Regions from separate parts of the Homo sapiens genome. Here region 2 is linked to region 1. A link is an interaction called in ENCODE POLR2A ChIA-PET data of the cell type or tissue named here. Cell type or tissue: CD4-positive, alpha-beta T cell. All regions are shown on one strand. Links, peaks and the distances in the headings refer to the core of each region. The heading gives the core; the rest is flanking DNA. Region 1 has its middle 13 kb from the start of TBX21. Region 2 overlaps KPNB1 (karyopherin subunit beta 1).

Region 1 (5,375 bases), core at 376-5,375:
CACAATTTTCCCAGGCTCTCAGTTATTTTTATCCCCTGACCCTCTCTCCTTATAAGGTACCCAACCCAACCCGGGCTGAGTCCTTCTCCTTATTCCCTCTGGAGAAAGGCAAGATGGAAGGGCCCTCTATGTCACCCAGTGAGTGTTCCCCTATGTTTTGGGAAGTCATCCTGGTGTCCTAATTGACATTACCCTTCCCTCAACCCAGGCCTCTTCTCACCTCTCCTGGTGTCCTTTCTGTCTGATGACCCTGCAGAACCCGACCCCGTTACTCAGCAAATCCCATCCTGCTGATGGGGTAGGAGTGGGGAAGCAGGGCTGAGAGACCGAAAGGGGCAGGGACTAGCTTCGTCACACAGCAGCCACTGTGGCAGTGGAGGAAGATGAGTCCAGATGGGAAGGACCCAGGAGTCCTGGTTTCCAGGTGGAGTGAGAGGCAGGAGCCTTCCTCACTTCTCCAAACTCCCTGCCCCAGGCAACGGAGCCCACTGCCAGCCATCCAAGCTGTTAGGTGTTTCTGCCTGAGGAGGGAAGGGGCCTGGGCAGCTCCTAGAATGGGAAGAGAATGCCACTGGGCATGTGCCCTGCCAGGCAGTGCTTCCGTCTTTCTGCCCACGCCTAAGTTCATCACACCTTCTGCTCTGCCCTCCTGCTAATCGAACCTGCACTCTCCTCCCTCTTGCTTTTCACCTTGGGACACGTGAGCCAGTGGCCAAGAGTGAGGCAGCAGAGCCAAGTGGAGCCACCAGCTGCCTCATCCCCTCCATGCCAGCCAGACTGCCTGGGATTCTGGGGATCCCTGTATGCCCCTGCCGCAGCCTCAGCAGTAGCTCTGTCGACAGCTCTTAGGAGCTCCTGTTCCGGGCTGGAAGTGAGGAGGGGGCTTTCCTTGACAACAAACAGGGAAATGGGGGGCCCCACGCCCTGGCCCCAGGCTCTTCTTACGATCTAACCCCCTTGGGGCAGGCCCTTCTTCTCGAAGAAACCCAGGGAAGGCTTCCAAAAAAATCACCTGAGGCAGAGTCCCTTTCTTGCCCCGGGCTATAAGTTCTTCTTCTAGTCTAACCTTGATCCCTTGCAGAGGGGTGGAAGAGGGCAGAGATGAATTGCAGTTTCTTATAAACCTGGTGGCTTCTAGTTCCCCGACGACAATACAGCGGAGGAGCCCTGTGGTTCTGGCTCTGAGTCAGGCCCCATCGCCCGGGCGTCCCCAGTGCCATCTCCCTCCGCCCCTCCCCGGACTGGAAAATCAGGCTCATGCCTCTGCCGAGAGTCAGTGCTTCCCCTCCTTCCCCTCACCATCTCGCTTTCCCCTAAAGGGAGGTGTTTCCTCGAAGCAGGGAAAAGTCAAGGGGGCAGAGACCTCACCAGCCACCGGGAGGCGGCACTCGGTAGGCACGGGCACGGGGTGGGGGTGGGGCGACCCTGCCTTCCTCTCCCTTCCCCCTCCACCCCTCCAGCCCAGCTCCCCGGCCATGCTCTTCCAGACGGCTGCATGTGTGCGTGTGCACACACACTTAAAACACGTGTGTGGTTGGTATGTAGGGGGGCCCTCTAGCCCCCCGAGGGAGAGGGCGGGTGGAGGAGGGAAGGAAGGTGTCATGCCTCTGATGTGCCTATCAGTGACACAAACTTTTTCCACACGTATGTTCTTCACACGTTCTGGGTCTGCACGTGCTCATCATGCCTCCCGAGTCACATGTCTGATCGGCGTCCCGCTCCCCCGCTTGGCATTGATCCCTGGGTATTAAGCGGATTCCCTCCGCCTCCCTGTGAGGAGACCCGCCCACCTCGGGAGGGAAGGGTTGGGAATTCAGGAGTCTCTGAGGATACCGGCACCTCCCTCTCAGAAAACTGGCTCCTCCTCCCAGCAGAGGACCCTCGGCCTGGTGGGGGCAGGTCACAGACGTGCCATGCAGACCCTCAACCTTCCCATCTGTTTGAGGGCTCAAAGAGATATCAAAACTCCACCCCTAGACCCTGGATGTAGGTGGGAGAGTTTGGGGAGGGTCTCACCCCTTGGGGAAATTGAACCCAGCCGGGGAGTGGTTAGGAAGGTCTAGGTCAGCAATCAGAAGAACTCACGTGCACCTCGCTGTCAGGGGTGGGGGGAGTATGAGGGAGCCTAAACAGAAAGTGAGCAGGACAGAGGGAGAAAGAAAGAGAGGGAAAGAGAGAAACTGAGACCACGGGCAGTCACAAAGAGAGAGGAGGGCAGCGCTGGATGTGGGCAGGACCTTCTGGATAGCCGGGCAGTGTGGTGAGGGGGCCTGCGGGTCTACAAAGTGGTTGCCTTTTCCCTTTCTTCTCTAGCATCACAGATACGCGAAAGGTCAGTGCTGAGATAATCCAAGCCTTTCATCTCAAGGAGAAATCGAGTCAGAGCAAGACGGCTCAGAGCCACTAAAAGGGAATACAGAACCCTGTAGAGCCCACCCTCCTGCCTCCCAGGTTGTGAATTTTCTAACCCCATGGGGAATCAGGAGGACCCAGCACCTGGGATGTTCAGCACAGCAGGGGCAGTTCCAGCACTCTCTGCAGCTCAAGCAGCTGGGCTGCCTAGCTGGTGCCCAGGCCCTGCCAAGGGGACCCATGATACCCAGTCCCACTAGCAGCATCAGCAGCTTAGCTACCCCGAGAACTGGGACCAGAAGAGGCATGTTGAAAGGAGACTCTTTTGATGACCCAGGCGTCCTCCACCCCAACCCCTCCCCACTCCAAGCTGCTGGGTGTGCAAGCCCAGGGATACTGCTACCTCCACCTTGGTGACCCCCCAGCTCCTGAACCCACAGACATTGCGAGACACAGTGCGCGCAGGCCCTGCCACTTGGGAACTCAGACCCTAGCAAAAGCCTCCAAAGAAAACAATGTTCTGTCTTGGCCTCTGACTCCCCTGAAAATCTGGGGGGCTAATGGGAGGGACTTTTAACCCCCTTAGTCATCCTAGGAAGCCAAGCTGAATAGCAGTGACTGATAGTCACCCGACCACAAGCCAATTTTGCGGTTTCAGTTGTTTTCAGAAGGAGCAGCAAAGCAGTGGCAGGAGGCCCTGGGCAGAGGAGTGGGCTGACTCCCGGACCCCAGCCCCTGCCCAGAGCACTCTGCCCTAGCACGACCCAGCCCAAGGCTCAGCAAGACCCAGAACTGCACCCACTTTACAGATTCACACAGACAGGGTTTGCAACAACCAGAAACAGCCTTCTGTATCCCCTCCATGTACCCCTGGCTACTTTACTGGCAAGGCTGGCTGCTTTCTGCATCCACGATGAGCCCTTTTGCTTTGCTTTTCTCTTTTGTTTTCCTTCATTTCCCCTCCTTTCTTCTTTCATATCATTTCACTTCCTTTCTCTTTCCCTCTTTCATTTTTCTTTCCTTCCCTCTTTTCTTCCTTTCCTTTCTCTTCCTTCCTTATTCCCTCCTCTCTCTCTCCTTCTCTCTCTGCCCCTGCCCCATTACATGTGTGCCTGGCAGGAATAATCTAGGAGTCACAACCAAGAGCAGAGGCCCCTGAGTCCCCCAGGTATACTCCCGAACCACATCTGTCACCTCCCTCATGAGCTACAGGGAAAGAGATCAAGATTAGCTCTAAGGGAAGCTTCCTGCTGAGTGGAGTTTGGAGTAATCTCAGAAATATAGAATGCCAAAATGTCAGAGCCGTGATGGAAATTAAACCACCTAGTCCACTGAGGAACAGAAGCACTGAGAAACCGCACAGTGTTCACAGAGTGCGGCTAGAACCAGAGGTGCTCACTCTCAGAACAGGCTCTAAACGGCTTCCTTCGCTACCCTGCAAGCTGAGAATTCCCTCCCCTTCTCACAATTTTCAGTGTAAACCAGACCCCTTGTCCTCATGACCAGACAGAAGAAGAAAGTAAAGAGGAATGGACTTGGCTCAAGGATGTGGATACAGGTCAGTGGCAGCCCAGGCACAGACAGCTACAGCATTTTGGTAACATATGGCATTGCCGTGTCCTCTTCCTCCAGGAAGCCTACTAGAATTAGGAATGAGCCTGTCACCCTCCACACCTGGTGGCCTCAGCCATGGCAGAGAGAGAAAGGATGAACGAGATGTGCCTGAGTACCAGCCACAGCTCACAGCCCTGAGTGACAGAGAGGAAGGAGGAGGAATGAGAGGGGCAGGAAGTGGGGTCCAGACAGGAGTGGGGAGGTGCGTGAAGCTAGGGAAGGGGAGGCACTCCCACGGGGAAAAAAGCTGCCCTGATGAGTCACTGCTGCCCAGGTGCAGCCCTCCTTGGGGCTGCCCAGCTGCGTTTTAAGTTTTATCATGTGATTTCTATGAAGGATAATGGAGTGGTGGGCTGGAGCTGGCTCATGCCAGCTCTCAAGAGCCAATTATGAGTATCTCTTCCCAGTGCTCAGTGCTGAGGTAGCTTACATTGGAGAGCTGGTTGTTAAACATTTGCCAGCACACCACTGGATAATGAGGTCAGCTTCAGAGCCAGGAGTGTACGCGTCTGCATATGGGTGTGGGATTTCCATGCATGTGTTAGTGTGCACTATTCCTCGGTTCCTGTGGCACGTGGGACACACCTGTGTGGCACTGTGATCCTGGCTGTGTGTGTTGGGAGGAGTGTGTCCCTGCACGTGGGTGTCCCTGGAAGCCTGGTAGGTGGGGAAGGGATGAGCATGGAACTGGGTCGGTCCGTGTGCTTTGTGTATCTGGGGTGATGTGACAGGGTGAGTCTGGAGGGTGGTGTGGTGACAATGCAACTGCTTGACCATCCGTGGGAAGGAGACCCACCTGTGCCCACTGTGGGGGACTAGGGCAGCACCTGAGATCAGAGACACACACCTCTGAGCTCAGAGGACGCAGGGAGTCCTGAGACCCTGTGCGAAGTCTCACCTCTGCACTGCTTCTGTCCTCAGGCACAACCATTTGCCAGTCTGGGAAGGAGTGGAGTGTCCAGGTGGGCATAGGGCTCTCTGATCCCTCATGTGAGTTGTGTGTGTGTGCTGGGCACACACAGAGGCCAGCACCAGGGGGCACTGTCCTCTCCCTTCCCCCTCACCCATGCAGGGGTGAACTATTTCTTTCACACCATCTCCTGATCCTCCCCCTCACCTCCCATCCACAGTGTGCTTTTGCTGTCTGTGGGGAGAAGGGAGAGTTCGGCTCCTGCAACACCCACAAGGCCAAGGGCCCCATGAAAGGGGAGGGGCAAGATCATTATTCAGTCAGCCTGGCCACCTTCTCACCTCTGGGCTGGAGGCCTGGCATGGGCATCCCTTCAAAGTGACATGGTCCCCTGCCTCTCGCCTCATTGGCTGCCTCCAGCTGCTCTACCCCAGGGGACTTGGCTCCACTGTTGCATTGACCTTTGAGGCTCCAAATGAGGTTTCATCTCAGTCTCCCC
Region 2 (5,375 bases), core at 1-5,000, 56 kb after region 1:
ATATATAATATATATAAAATATATATAATTATATATAATATGTAGTACATATAAAATATATAACATATAACATAATATATAATATATAATATATAACATAATACATATAAAATATAATATATAACATTATATAAAATATATAATATATAACATTATATAAAATATATATAACATAATATATAAAATATATAATATATATATAAAATACACACACACACACACACACACACACAAAAGTAAAGACACGAAGTCAAAAGATAAAAATAGCAACTATAGGCCAGGCACAGTGGCTCACGCCTATAATCCCAGCACTTTGGGAAGCTGAGGCGGGCGGATCACTTGAAGTCAGGAGTTCGAGACCAGCCTGGCTAACATGGCAAAACCCCGCTTCTACTGAAAATATAAAAATTAGCTGGGCGTGGTGGTGCGCACCTGTACTTCCAGCTACTGGGGAGGCTAGAGTGGGACACTGCTTGAACCCAGGAGGCAGAGGGTGCACTGAGCCAAGATCATGCCATGACACTCCAGCCTGGGAGACAGAGTATGACTCCATCTCAAAACAAAAGAAAAAACAAAAACAAAAACAAAAAAACCCTGAGAGGAGAGATGAAAATTAAGGGAACACCCAGTTCATTTTAATCCAAACACATCCCTACTTAGCTTTTGAAACTGCTATATTGAGAATTATACACATCCCTAAAAACAATTACATTCCTGTGTACAAAGAAATGATGCAATGCTCAGTTACCAACATTGTTTCGTCAGAGTACTAGCAGCTCTTTGGTAATACTTCACATGCACCAGAAGAAGCTTCCCAAATACCGTATCAAAAAACACTGTGTTGCATCAAGTCAGGAGAACAAAAGCAACCAGGACACGGTCCTCATAAAAGAACTTCTATATTTACTCATTAGACCCCAATCTTTATGAAGTCTTGTCACTTTACTTTCATCCTGAATCTTAATAATTGAAGTTAATTATCTTAAAGGATCAGTAGAAGGGTTTCTTTCTTGGGTTGGGGTCCTTCATTAGCATCTGAATAACTTATATCCAACTTCCTTAGAATTTTAAAAACATACACCCTGTGAACTCACGAAAGTATCCTGGATATTACAACAGATACGCAAGTGGCCTAAAACCAGCACATCTTTGCTCCTAACCTTGCTTCACTGAAGCTTTGACAGAGCACCTTTCTTTTATGAGTTTGGACAATGGAGCACTCAGGAAATCAGAGCAGCATGTGGCTCATTCCTGAGCAAGATGCATCTGAGATGTTAAGACTCAGTTCTCCTTCACAAAGAAGTCAGAGCCTAGGGGATCTTATAGATGCAGCTTAGCTGTTTCTAAGTCATCAACAACAGAACATCAAATAGTTGATGGGCTGCGAAGTTCCTTCCATGGAAAGTTTCCACAGTTTACTCTTAGTAAGGTTCCACAGCTTACCTACCTATATTTGGAAGGTAACTCACCTGTTTAGTTAGTGTCTGTGTGAGGATTGGAACCAGATACTGTAGTGCTCCCTTCGCATAAAACTTGCTGGTGTGCTCAGGGGGCCGTCCTTGTTCTGCTGCCTGAGGAGAAACAAAGCAAATTCTAGACAAAAGCAACCGAGCTCTGTATACTAAAGGCATACAATGAGAGCCGAACAGGGATCTCTTAACAGAAACAGAAACATACAAGGACAAATGGTAACATACAATGTGATCTTGGAAAGTGCTAATTTTTTGGTCTACTTCAGTGAGAATCTTTTAGGCCATATAATATAGGTCCAAGGCAACATTAAGTATAACTTTTTTTTCATAAGTTCAATTCATATGGACAACCTGATATTTCAGTGTTCCTTGGATCAACACACACTCAGTTTGCCTAAAGATGCCAAAAAAAACCTTTTTATTTTTGTCCTGAAATAAAAGTGTGTAAAGACCAAGCTGGAAACAAAACTTGAATTCAAAGATCCCAAGTACAGAACTCCCCATTCTCTTCCATATCTGACTCTTTCACCAGAGTTAGTAAAGTATCAATTATACATCCTAGGCTTGCATTAGGACTTCCAAAAGGAAATAATTCAGCATCAGGCATCACCTTGGTAAACTGCGACAGCCTGCTGCCCCCTTGTGTTCACAGTGATAATACCACTATTTACGATCAATCATGCCTGACTGCTTGGCAAGAACGTGAGCCCTCATTACTGATGTGCCTCCTTCATGAAGGGCTCTGGCTAGCAGAAAAATCAAAATCTCTGCCAATGGAGATACCCTCTAAACCCAGACAGAATAAAGTTCTCCTAGAAGGGGAACATCATCCACAAATGAGATATGTCCCAAAGCGTATTCAGAGTAATAGTTCTCCCCAGCTCACCTCTGAAGCTTCAATGGCCAAATCCATTTCCTCATCACAGACATTGGACCAGAATTCTATCCCTTGTAAAGCCACCTCATCAATGTCACTTTTCATTGCTTCGATTGTGATCTTAAGAAGAAAAACACCCCAGGCCCCAAATAAGTACTGATTCAAGTGAGTCCCTGCCCCAACCCGGCTTTAACCACAGACATGCAAATTTCAGAAATGTAACTATAAAAAGGAAGCTAGGCTTGAAAGAAAAGATAGGAAAAGAAAGATTTTCTTTTCTTTTTTTTTTTTTTGGTGATGGGGTCTCACTCTGTCACACAGGCTGGAGTACAGCAGCACAATCTCAGCTTACTGCAACCTCCACCTCCCAGGCTCAAACAAACCTCCCACCCCAGCCTCCTCCATAGGTGGGACCACAAGTGCATGCCACCTCACCCAGCTTATTTTTGTATTTTTTGTAGAGGCGGGGTTTCACCATATTGCCTAGGCTGGTCTCAAACTCCTGGACTCAAGCGATCTGTCAGTCTCAGCCTCCCAAACTGCTGGGATTACAGGCGTGAGCCACCATGCCCAGCCTCAGATTTTCAAAATGCAGGTTGTTTCTTTTTTCTTTTTGAGACAGAGTCTCGCTTTCTGGCCCAGGTTGGAGTGCAATGGCGTGATCTTGGCTCACTGCACCCTCCGTCTCCTGGGTTCAAGCGATTCTCCAGCCTCAGCCTCCAGAGTAGCTGGGATTACAGGCACGTGCCACCACGTTCAGCTAATTTTTGTGTTTTCAGTATAGACGGGGTTTCACCATATTGGCCAGGCTGGTCTCGAACTCCTGACCTCAGGTGATCTGCCCACCTCAGCCTTCCAAAGTGCTGGGATTACAGGCGTTAGCCACCGGGCCTGACCTCAAAATGAAGGTCTTTTACCCACACAAAGTTAGCACCAGTTTTCTTGGCACACCACTGATGAGCTTAAACCGAACAGTCTCGAGGAATTTCCTTGATTCCATAGTATTAAGTAAAATATTACAGAATTGGCAAAATAGCGACTAAGGATGATGGGCTCTGTAATTAGCCACAAGCTCAAATCACATAAATAGAAATACTTACTGCAAAAAGAGCAGGACCCATATATGTCTCCATGTACTGATAATATAAGGACATTATCTTCACCAGATTCTGTAAAGCAGCCACTCGTACCTTTTATGAACAGCAGATCAGATAGTTTACTAAAATAACAACGCAATCTGACAAAGTTAGATTCACTCAAATGGGCCAATAATCCTAAGGATTAATTGAGGTAAATATGGGATACGTTATCATTTCCCTAAAATTCATTCTCTCCCTTTAATTCCCTCATTATCTGTTCCTTTATTTTCCCATTTTGTCTCTCTTTTTCGGGGAAGGGACAGAGTTCCGCTCCTGTTGCCCAGGCTGGAGTGCAGTGGCATGATCTTGGCTCACTGCAACCTCTGCCTCCCCGATTCAAGCAATTCTCGTGCCTCAGCCTTCCAAGTAGCTGGGACTACAGGTGCCCGCCACCATGCCCGGCTAATTTTTTGTATTTTTAGTAGAGACGGGGTTTTGCTATGTTGACCAGGCTCATCTCGAACTCCTGAGCTCAGACAATCCACTCACCTCGGCCACCTAAAGTGCTAGGATTAAAGGTGTGAGCCACTGCGCCCGGCCATTTTTCTCTTTTTTTTTTTTTTGAGACAGTCTTCTTGCTCTGTCGCCCTGGTGCAAGTATAGTGGCCATGATCACGGCTCACTGCAGCCTCAACCACCAGGCTCAAGCAATCCTCCCACTTCAGCCTCCCACGTAGCTAGGACTACAGGCTCGCCCCATCACGCACAGCTAATCTTTGTGGACATGGAGTTTCGCCATGTTGCCCAGACTGGTCTCCAACTCCTGGGCTCAAGTGATCCTCTGGCCTCGGTCTCCCAAAGTGCTGGTATTATAGGTGTGAGCCACCACAGCCAGTCCTTTTTTTTTTTGAGATGGAGTCTCCCAGGCTGGAGTGCAGTGGTGTGATCTCAGCTCACTACAACCTCCGCCTCCCGGGTTCAAGCAATTCTCCTGCCTCAGCCTCCTGAGTAGCTGGATTACAGACATGCGCCTGTAAAGTGTTGGGATTACAGGCGTAAGCCACCGCGCCTGGCCTCAGTCTTTTTTTTTGCATTAAAGGTGCGTGTGGAACCCATGGTACGGCTAAATTCACTAATACTATTCAGACTGAAGATATTACTTCTATCTTCTTGAAGGGTCAGGTTTTGGGTATAGCAATAGCAAAGCTGCTTTAATGGCTACAGGGGAAAACAATCACTTGAATAACCTATGGCAATAAAGTAGCAAAGCTGATCAAAAACCTTTTCTCCCTTAACTGTTTGTGTATATATATTTTTTAGTAGAAATGGCTTGAATAACCTACGGCAATGAAGTAGCGAAGCTGATCGAAAACCTTTTCTCCCTTAACTGTTTATTTGTGTATACATATTTTTTAGTAGAGATGGTGTCACTATGTTGCCCAGTTTGGTCTCCAACTCCTGACCTCAGTGATCCTCCTGCTTTGGCCTCCCAAATTGCTGGGATTATAGTGTGAGCCACCACACTGGCACCTTAAACCTTTTTTAAGAGGATGGCAACTTCCATGACAATTCTTCCCTCTTCTCTAATGTTTTTATTAATTATCATTATTATTTTTTGAGATGGAGTCTGTTTGCAGTGGCATGATCTTGGCTCACTGCAACCTCCACCTCCCAGGTTCAAGCGATTCTTGTACCTCAGCCTCCCCAGCAGCTGGGACTACAGGCACGTGCCACCACACCCAGCTAATTTTTTTTTATTTTTAGTAGAGACAGGGTTTCACCATGTTGGCCAGACTGGTATGAAACTCCTAACCTCAGGTGAACTGCCTGCCATGGCCTCCCTAAGTGCTGGGATTACAGGTGTGAGCCACCATGCCCAGCCAGAATATTAATTATTAGTAACAATATTAATCAAACCTTATTGCTGAAGTCAACTGATTCCCAGTA

What was found. Peaks named below come from ENCODE experiments on the same cell type or tissue, not always from the same donor. Only the 100,000 strongest peaks of a DNase experiment are listed, where the experiment ranks them.
Region 2: POLR2A ChIA-PET joins it to region 1 with 5 read pairs; 10 of 35 experiments call an interaction of 5 or more read pairs at or near these places.

Annotation. Positions count from the first base shown.
Region 1 is chr17:47,717,229-47,722,603 of GRCh38, reverse strand. No RefSeq gene overlaps it. Among named protein-coding and RNA genes, the nearest start is that of TBX21, 13 kb to the left of the region's middle. In CD4-positive, alpha-beta T cell, for the core only: CTCF peaks have their summits at 4,787 and 5,000 (motif pointing right); DNase peaks (open chromatin) are centred at 1,233, 2,983, 4,164 and 5,043; H3K4me3 peaks cover 663 bases; H3K27me3 peaks cover 397 bases.
Region 2 is chr17:47,661,253-47,666,627 of GRCh38, reverse strand. KPNB1 (karyopherin subunit beta 1) reads right to left here. Exons shown (of 22, transcript NM_002265.6): 7 at 3,450-3,539; 8 at 2,359-2,469; 9 at 1,470-1,571. Among named protein-coding and RNA genes, the nearest start is that of KPNB1, 14 kb to the right of the region's middle. RefSeq lists an enhancer at 2,720-2,789. In CD4-positive, alpha-beta T cell, for the core only: CTCF peaks have their summits at 1,889 and 2,090 (motif pointing left); a DNase peak (open chromatin) is centred at 2,117.